2 separate regions of the Homo sapiens genome follow, and region 1 is linked to region 2. A link is an interaction called in ENCODE POLR2A ChIA-PET data of the cell type or tissue named here. Cell type or tissue: A673. All regions are shown on one strand. Each heading gives the region's core, and the rest is flanking DNA. Links, peaks and the distances in the headings are about the cores only.

What was found. ChIA-PET counts read pairs that join two places held together with the same protein. Peaks named below come from ENCODE experiments on the same cell type or tissue, not always from the same donor. Only the 100,000 strongest peaks of a DNase experiment are listed, where the experiment ranks them.
Region 1: POLR2A ChIA-PET joins it to region 2 with 14 read pairs; 2 of 35 experiments call an interaction of 5 or more read pairs at or near these places.

Annotation. Positions count from the first base shown.
Region 1 is chr3:190,068,810-190,073,992 of GRCh38, reverse strand. All of the region lies in intron 1 of P3H2 (prolyl 3-hydroxylase 2), which reads left to right. Among named protein-coding and RNA genes, the nearest start is that of P3H2, 49 kb to the left of the region's middle. In A673, for the core only: no CTCF peak of the experiment used is centred there; no DNase peak of the experiment used is centred there.
Region 2 is chr3:189,912,437-189,917,619 of GRCh38, reverse strand. No RefSeq gene overlaps it. Among named protein-coding and RNA genes, the nearest start is that of MIR944, 85 kb to the right of the region's middle. In A673, for the core only: no CTCF peak of the experiment used is centred there; a DNase peak (open chromatin) is centred at 2,619; H3K27ac peaks cover 430 bases.

The DNA.
Region 1 (5,183 bases), core at 1,542-4,041, 160 kb before region 2:
TGATATTCTGCATGATGTGCTTCAATAGCTGATCCTTCCTCAAAAAAGTGAACTGTCCCCTAAAGCGTTATTTGTTAAGTTTTGTTTATCACTTTAAAAATTCAGGCAAAGTTCACACAGCTGCAGACATAATTCTCCAAACAGCCTTATTTGTAGCTCATTTGAGGTATGGCCTTGGCACAAAAAGAGCAAAAGTCCTTGATTGCAGTTGAATCATTTCCATTATTGCAAGCATCTCTTCTTTTAAAAGCATACATTTATTGGATGTATATATACCACTGGCTTTGAAATGAAACTCAGTTTGCCGTAACTGAGCCTTAGAAATTCTGGCCCTACTATTTACACTCAGCCTATGATCCTTGACCACACTGCAGTTTCTGGGCACACTGCTGTCAGCGACCTTCAATCATGCCCACCAGAGCTGCTGTGGCAGCCACAGTTCCCAGGCCAAATGACAGGATGTACTCTAGGCCTTGGTGGTTAATGACCCTCTTACCATCTATGCTCAAGCATGCCTGTAACTGATTAGCTCAGAATCGCCCGGAAGCTGAAAACAAGCAGATTGTTTATGGCTCATTTTGAGGAAGAGGGCTTTTATCAGGGCTGCGTGGCAATGGAATGATACTCAAGGATCACAGCACTTCTTATCTGTGGAACTGAAGAAATGGGATGAGAGGTTGGAAATGACCTCTTGGGTTTCCTGCCAGCTTTGCTGTGAATCTAGGAAATAACAGGCTGGAGTTACTTGTAATCTTTTTAATTGAAGTATAACAGACACACAGAAAAGCACATTGATTAGAAATCACAAGGTGAGCATCCATTTAATGAAGACTAAAATTCCAAATTAGGTGTATCTGTTCTTTAGTGCCAAATTCTGATAATAAATATTTTCACCACATTGATCACAAACTACTGTTTCTATTACCTCTTTTATACCACGTGACTTTGTGATTTTTAAAGTGATATGAATGCAGTTAAAATGGTACAGGAGATATGATACTCTGATACCAGACTGTTACAATAGTGATTTAAGAATGATATTTACTTTCTCTGGAATAATTTATGTTCATGGTAGATAATTTGCAAAATATAGAGAAGCAAAGTATAGATAACAAATCTCAGAAATCAGTATTCAACATCATCATCCAGAACTAATCATGGATAACATTTTCCAGTATAACATTTGAAATGCACATATGCCACATGTACATATAAATTTAAACAGTTGTTTGAATTATATTGTGCATGTTGTTTAGTAACTTTTATTAATTAAAAAATAAAATGATACTTACAAAATTTTTGAATAGCTGTAGTATAACTGTTATATGAGCATATTGGCATCTATTTAATAAATACTGATTTTTAGTTATTTGTGTGCAGTTTTGCACTAATAAATATTGCTTGATGGTCACTGTTGTATCTGAATATTAGTTTTTTAAAATTTTTAAGTACATCCTTAGAAGTAGAATTGCTGGATTAAATAGCAAACACACTTTAATATATTTGATATATATTGCTAAATCATCCTTTAGAAAGTTGGTACCACTTAATACTCTAATTCAACATCAGTGGACGAGATTGTCTGATTCCTAGAGCCACTGCCAATGCTCTAAATTATACTTTAAATAAAAGAGACTTAAAGTTTAATGGATTAAAACTTCATCTTGACCGGGCATGGTGGCTCATGCCTGTAATTCCAGTACTTTGGGAGGCCGAGGTGGGCAGATCACCTAAGGTCAGGAGTTCAAGACCAGCCTGGCCAACATGGTCAAACCCCGTCTCTACTAAAAATTCAAAAAATTAGCCAAGCGTGGTGGCACATGCCTGTAATCCCAGTTACGCAGAAAGCTGAGACAGGAGAATCACTGTAATCATGCCTGTAATCCCAGCTATGCAGAAAGCTGAGAAAGGAGAACCTGGGAGGTGGAGGTTGCGGTGAGCCGAGATGGCGCCACTGCACTCCAGCCGGGGCAACAAGAGCGAAACTCTGCCTCAAAAAAAAAAAAAAAAAAAACCCTTCATCTTGTTTTAATATGCATTTTTTATTATCAGTATAAAAAATTTTAAATGTTTCTTGCTCATTGTTTATGTCTTTTGTCCATTTTATTGAAGTATTTTTCTTATTGCTATGTTAGATTTGTTTATAGATAGGTATGCAGGTACTGTTCCCAGTTCCTCATTGTCCTTTCAATTATTGATCACCTATAATCATAGCTGAGATCAACAGACTTACCAGAACTAATTTGACGTGAATCCTAGATACTAAAAAGAAATGTTCTTTTTCATCACTCTCAAATGACTCTTTAACATCTGCAGCTTTTTCTTTTTGATTTCAATATGTATGTGCCTAGGAAAAACCCATGAATAGCACAATAAGTTGGTGACTATGATCTTTCCTCAAATGGAAAGGAGTAAAACAGCACAATTGTGCTTTTACATTCTTCATTGGAATGATTTGGAATACAATTAATTGCCTTATTTTTAACTTTTCTGCTACTGTTTATAGTGGCTATTAACTAATATTTGCTTAGTGATTAATGTTATTCAGAATTAGTATGGAAGCTGATTGGATTTACATGTTTCTAGAACTACGAGTGGATTTAACTGATTTGCCAGGAAAGAACTTAAACATATTTTAAGTTTTAATTCAATATTTATTCTAGGTGACAGATTCTTTTTAAGGACTGGCATTGAAAAGTCTGTTTATTGTGGCTTGTAATAAGACATTTCAAAATTAATGTAGGCCCTTTGAAGGGTATTTATTTCAACATTTACCTAGTAAATATTTGGATACTATCTGAGTGCCTGAAGCAAACCGTAATAGCTAAAGTCAATGTCACAGGGATTTGCTTAGTTCATCAGTTTCAATGCAAACATGTCATCCTGTAACATGATAGTATTTATTGAGAAAATTAGATACTTCACATTTGATGAATATCTTAGAAGCTAGTGGAAAGTGTTTTATAATCCGGAAAAAAGCCAAAATTATTTTACTCATTAAAATTGTTCTAATAAATTGTTTTCCTTCATTTAATTTATTCTGCTTTAAGTCATTTAAAAAGACTGTGTGCAGCCTACATGTAATATGATTATGATGTTCTGGTCGGGTCAGCTAAAAGAACAACATTTTTTCTCAATGAACAGGAGTTAATGAAGTGTGAGCAATGCATAAGCGTGAAAATGGAAGCTGTAGCAAGGGGCTGGAATGTAAGGCAAGTTTGAGGTCATGGAAATTCCCGTTTCAGGCAGACAATGTGTTGTTTAACTGAAGATAGCTTTTTTGAGAATGATGGCTGTTCATATGGATTGTTAGTAATAAGAACTTTAATGTGAGAAGGGGAATTGGCTACATATAGATAGTCAAAATGTTTTGTCTTGTAAGTCGTTGCCTCTTTGATGGAACTGTGACCACTCCCTCCTTGGACCGTGTGCTCTTGATTACAGCACTATGACTATAATGCTGGAAAAGATGAGAGGAAGCTTCATGGCTAGATGACCCTGGATACCCTCATGAAGGACACTTTCACATTTTTATGACTTCAGGAACTGACTTGATATTCCTGTGACTCGGTTACCCCAAATGCAAGGCAAGAAAGTTGAACCTGATGCTTACTAGAACCCCTTCTGTATCTTCCTATGTACTATGACTTCTAAGAAAACAAGATAGATCAGATGAGGATAATCCTATCCTCTTACCACCAATTCCTCCAATGCACTGAGCCAAAATCTGCTTCTCTTCCTCTCTCAATAGTAAATAATAATAATGATAACAATAATAATAAATCTCTATGTAAGAACAATGCAAGTTCAACATTTTTGACTAAATCCCTGGATCTGACCTATTTCCGCTAGCCTTCATAAGGACTTCATGCTTGGAACTATCCTTTTTTTCTGTTTTCCTATGTCATCAGTTTCTCCATAGCCACCACGTGATTGCCATCAGCACAGCCTTCATGCATGCATCTTAAAACAAGTAAACCACCTTTCACCTCACTTCTCCGTTACCACAACTTAAAAAGAAGAAGAAGAAAAAAAAAAAAAACTTGTCTACACTTGCTGGCTTTACCTGCTGGCTAGCTTTACCCCCAATTTTCTCCACAATCCATGCTAATTGGATTTCCATCTACACCACTGCTCTGAAATGTCACTCATAAATGTTTCCAGTTGTCTACCCCTTGCTAGAGCCAATGGTCAGTTACTGGCCATCAGCTTTCTTGGCCTGTTAGCACTATTTCACTTTCATGACCTTGCATCTTGAAACCCTTTCTTCTCCAGACATTTCTTCCCACCCTCGCTAGATTTCCTTCTATTTAACTGGACATTTTCTCTCTATTTGTTTGTTGGTTCTTTGACTGGCCCTCTGAAAGTTGGTGTCCTTCAGCATCTTGGTTGCTAAGGATATGGGTAGAATTTTAACACACAGAGATAAACATGAGGAGGACTGGGAAAAGAAGAAAAGGTAAACATGCTGTAAATCTTACAGAGAAGTTCTGTTTGGCTGGAGAGGAGGTGAAGAGGAGATTCATTTATGGGAGAAGTTTGAAACATCCCATCAAATATATAAGATTTACACTGAGACTAGAAGAAGATTTCTAGGGACTGTGAACTTTCCATTTTTTCTAGTCCTGAAATCAGTGAAATGTCAAAAGATGCTTACTCAGTGGGGTTGGTCAGTTAACTAGGCCTCATATTGAAGGTAGCAATATCCTTTTATTGGAAACCCACATCTTAGCAATGTCCCAGTAGAGAAACCAAGACTGTGTCATCATAGATTTTTTCTTCTTGGTATGGTTTATTCAGAAGACACTCTAGGGTCTGGAGCTGAGCCTATAGATATTTAATCCTTAATTACCCAAGTATTTATTGAACTTTACCATGTGAAAGGCACAGATAGGTGAGGCTCTCTTGGATTAATATACCAGAATTTTTGTTAGAATGAGCTAAGGTGCCGCCTGTGAAAATACTGACCTCACTCATATAAAACATTTTTTCTGTGGTTTTTCAGTGTACTACCAAACATGGGATGGTATCGATAGCAAACGTTTAGTTGGTTGTAATAGGATATTAAATGTGATTGTTCTCTTTTTTGTATTTGCAATTTTTTTGTAAAAGTCTTATAAATTATATATTGGTTTGAATTTCTTGTGTGCAAAAGCATCTATATGTAGAGAAGCTGAAAATTA
Region 2 (5,183 bases), core at 1,424-3,923:
AATTGCTCCCAAGTAGCTGGGACTACAGGCACCGGCCACCATGCCTGGCTAATTTTTGTATTTTTAGTAGAGGTGGGGTTTTGCTCTGTTGGCCAGGCTGGTCTCAAACTCCTGACCTCAAGTGATCCACCCGCCTTGACCTCCCAAAGTTCTGAGATTAGAGGTGTGAGCCACCATGCCCGGCCATTATTTTTATAAAAATACCATGTAGTATATTTTTCTGTTGAACACACTCTATTTTTTTAAACTTTGAATCAATATTTGTTAATTATTTAGTTCAAACCTACTATATTTGTTCTGACTTTTGTCTGCTTGTCCTATGAGTTACTGAAAGTTGTAAATCTCTCATTATGACTGCAGTTGTGCCACATTATACATGTTTATATATTGAGACGATGTTATTAGGTGAAGACAGATTTGTAATTGTTACAATTTTTCTTATTATTTATAATAATGCTTTTCACTTTAAAGCCTACTTTATTAGTTTCCCAAGTGAATTTTGGTTAATATTTGCATAGTATATTCTTTTTCCCATTCTTTTATTTTTAACCTCTCTACATATTTGTTTAAGAAATGACTCATAAATTGAATGTGCATTTTTATTTTTATCAAATCTGAAACTTGTAGTCTATTTACAGGCAATTTATCACTGATTTTTTTTAATTTAAATCTACCGTATTGCTATTTTTTTTGTTTATCCCAACTGTTCTTTTTTTCTCTTTTGTTGCCTTCTTTTTAATTGATTATTTTTTCAACTATCATTCCATTTTGCCATCTATTAGCTTATTAGCTAGAAATTATTTTTCTCTTATTTTAGTGATTACACTAAAAATTACAACAGAAAGCCTTAAATTATTAGCATGTACTCTTAATTAATATTTTGTTCATTTCTTAGGAAATGTGAGCACTTGAGGACTCTTCAATTTCATTTACCCCACTCAGGCTTTTTTGTATTATTGTCAAGTATTTTAATTATGCCTGCATTTTAAACCCCATGTTGTATTACCATTGTCATTTTATACTATCAGTATTCATTTCTGTTTCCTTATATGTTTATTCTTTCCAGTGATTTTATTTCTACTTAAATTTTTGCCTGGATTGATTTTCTTCTTGCATTTCTGTCTAGGATAACTTTCTTTCTGCCCAAAGAATATTCTTTAGCATATCTTTTAGTACATGTCTGCTGCCACTAAATTTTCTCATTATTTTTCTGAAAATTATTTTATGTTCATTTAAAAAAATGTTTTCAACTGGCATATAGGTTTTGTTTGTGAATTTTGTTTTTCAATAGTTTAGCATTAGCATTTTGTTATATTCTGTATTTCATCATTTCCTTTGAAGACACACAGAGCTTTTTAAATCTGTGAATTAATTTCTTTAGTCAGTTCTGAAAAAAATTTTTTTTTCTGTATACATTTCACCTGTTCAGTGATTTCTAGTGTTATTTTTTTTCCCCTTTTGGTCATTTTGTCTTATTCGGAAATAGCTAATCATTTTGGATTGAATGCTTGACATTGTGTAAAAAAGATTGTAACATCTTCGTATTCCTTTTTAAGCTCAAAGTTAGAATAGGGTATAACATTTCAATTCTATAAGGAATTGTGCTAATGTGAGGATAAATTTCAATCCTTGTAACAACTGTTCTATTTTTAGTTTCCCATTACTCCTCATTAAGTCATGAGAAATATGTGATCCATTAGTTATATATTTTTTTCATTGGTTTCCTGGAAGTTTCATGTTACGTTTAACATTTAAGTACAACAATTATATTGACCTTGACCTTGTTTCTTAGTTTTATAACAAACTTTTTTATTTTAGTTAATTGTCTTACTGTACCTGTATCTATTATTATAAAGATTCTCTAGTATTTTATGAAGTTCATTCACTCATTATTTATTATCACTTGCCTACATTATTTGGGGCATCAAATTAGTCTCTAAGTAGGCCTATAAGGATGAATTCCATATTTCCTGACTTAACAGGTCTTGCAGTCAAATAACTGGAATAGGAGAGAGGAAGAAAACTGTGTAACAGGTGCATAAACCACATGCTGTAGGGAAGCAGACAAAGGAATAATACAGTTTTCCTAGAATGATGAGGGAGAACATGGTAGGCTAGCATTGGAGCACACACTTTGCCAGGAGAAGGACATTGCTTTAGGTTAAGAACACAACATGAACAAATGTACAAGAAGAGAAAAATAGGGTAGTTTGAGAGAAGAGCCTGATAAAGGAAAGGATGAATAACTGGAGGATATTGTTATGGGGCTGAGCCAGGGCTGGGTAAAGCTTATTTAAAAACTAGTTTCTGAGATTCTTAAGTCAGTGATTCGGTTGCCAGAAATACGATCAAGTATTATTCTTTGGTGATTTTAAAATATGTGCTTGTTCTTTAATTACCTCCCAAGAGATGTATATTTACTAACTAAAAATCAAGAAACAATTGCTGCCTCCAGGGCTAAGAGTATCTAAGGAAAGAGAAACACACCTGCTTTTTTGGTCACCAATATTAATATTTTACTTTCTTGCATCTTGAATGGTAAGCTGAAGCCACGAGTTGGAACGGAATACAGGCCGCTCTAGGGTGATGATTCAGGATGACTATTAGACTTGCAAAACTGAATGTGGGTGGTTTTGTTGTGTAATCTTTTGCCTTAATCTTTCTGCCTTTAATGAAGTGCTTTGACTGTCTCTTTTTGTGTGTGCCTGTTAGAAGTAGGACATGCATAGAGTTTCTCAATGGAATCTCATCAAATGTAAAGTCATGATTGAAAAATTGTTTGCCTTAGGTTAAAAAAGTCCCCTTTAGTTACAGAAGATATTACTTTATCTTGGGATATAAAGTCCAGAGAATTAAATAATTTGGTCAAATTACTTCCCAATTTAAGTGGATTTCAGACCTGAAATTTAATAGGTACAAAGTTAGTGTACACATGCAATATTGAAGAGAAAATTTGGCTATAAACAGCAAAAAAATTATCTAGTAAACAGTAAATCACGAATTGAATATTTTATCATTTCAAAAAAAACCACTAAACATTTTTCTAAGTAGCATGCTATTACATCAACTTTCTCAATATTTTAGTCAATGTTTCTTCAGCAAACATTTATTGATTGTCTACTATATGCTAGATTCTCTGCTAGCCTCCAGAGACAGTGATGAGCAAAATACAGGCACCACTTTTAATATTTTGAAGATTATAATCTAGTGAGATTCATCAGACATTTATCAAATAATCATACTTATGAAAGAATAATTCCAAATTTAAAAAAATGCTCTGAAAGAAAGAAGCACAATTCTATCAGAGGCAATAATGAAGGGACTGTAAATAAACACCTTCATTCTTTTTTGACCTCAGAAGTGGGTGGCATACAGAAACTTGTTACCACAAGCTGCTTGGTGCTGTGGAGACAACAGGAGTCTTAGAATTAGACTCTTGTCAAGATGATTAGAGCTTTTCCATGATGTCCTGCAAGGTCAGAGATGGCTAAGAGATTCCTGAAGTTAGGTTTGTCCTAGTCCTACCTGGACTAGCCCTTTACTTGTCCTTTGCTTTCCTCCAACCCACCTCTACAGTGCTGCCAAATAGACAGTTTTAATACTCAGCTGGTAGAGTGCCTCAGATCTTCCCAACACCATCTGAAGTTTCTTCTTTACACAGTTGCATTTCTCTCCTTCATATTCATTTAAAATCAAGTTCTAAGTCCTGACAAACAAGTTTCCATAATCTTACCAGACTCCAGCCAGTCTTACCAGATTTGCTTTATCTGTCTTCTCCACACTTCTGTACCCCAAGTTACAGACTCAGTTAATATTTTCTAGCAGAATTATTTACTTCCCTGAAACAGGCATGTGCTATTTCCTTTTACTGGGAAGCATTCCCTCTCTTCTTTGCCTGGGAAGTCCCAATCCTGACTTCCTCACTGAGGCTCTCTCCTAATCCCTAAGGTAGAGTTAGTTGCTTCCTTCTTGGTATTTCCTCAGCATTTTGGACGGGCAGCAGTTACAGCTCTCATCACTTTGTACTGTAACCATTTGCTTTTGTGTTATTTCATAAGTTAGAATGTCAACTTTCAGAAGATGAGGACTAGGTCTGATATACTTCTGTAATCTTATTTTGGTTCTTCCCAGGAGGATAACTAATACCATGCTTTGCATATATTAGTAGATGGTTGTTTAAGGAAAGAAGAGGCCTACAGGTCCTTGATGTCATGCCTTTTTTATTTCTAACTAAATAATGAGCCTTAGAGCCTAGTGTGGTGGCACACACCTGTAATCTCAGCTACTCAGTAGGCTAAGGCGGGAGGATTGCTTGAGCTTAAGAGTTTGAGGTTACAGTAAGCCATGATCATGCCATTGCATTCCAGCCTGGGCCACAGAGAACAAGACCCTGTCAAAAACAAAAATTAAAAAAAAAATGAAATAAATAAATAATGACCGTGATATATTTTTAAAGAATGTATGAATGAAATAAAGAGCTCAGGTGGTTCTTAAAACTAAAATTTGAGGACCAAATTAGAGAGCTCTTTGATACTTAGGGGAAAGAATAGTCCCTAGCTCATATGGTAGCTATGTGTTAATTATAAAATGCTGTCCTTTTCTCAAGACCCTTTACTTCAGTTGTTGTCCTAAATATACAAGGCTATGATAGCTACAGTAAAAGTTATAACTTTGGAATGTTGTGCCTGTGTGCACTTCTCAACCTGAATGACTATAAGTGTCTTTCAGAAAGATAATATGCTCTCTATTATTAAAAAAGCACCATATTGCTGCTTTAAAAGGAAAAATAAACTTACAAGTTGAGCTGCAAATGGACACCATTGTCATTATCATGATTAACAACAAATGACTACTGAATACCTAGAACATGTAGGCAGGGAGGTGAAACTTAAGGAAGACAAGACAAAAGAATTTATTTCTTTTTCAACTGAACTTCTAGCACATATTATTTCTTTTCCCTTATGGTTTAACCCTACCTACTTTGAACTTTTGAATTATTTCACTCATTCTGCTTTTCTCAAGCAGAATTGTCTAGGCATGAATGTTACCATTAAACCTAATTTTACACCAAAGGGTTCTCTTTGGTGTTGGTTTATGCACAACAAGACCAATGGAGATGGGCAAGAGAAAGAAGTCTAAGTTGACTACCAAGTTAATGGATTAGGTAGATGAGAAGTATACAT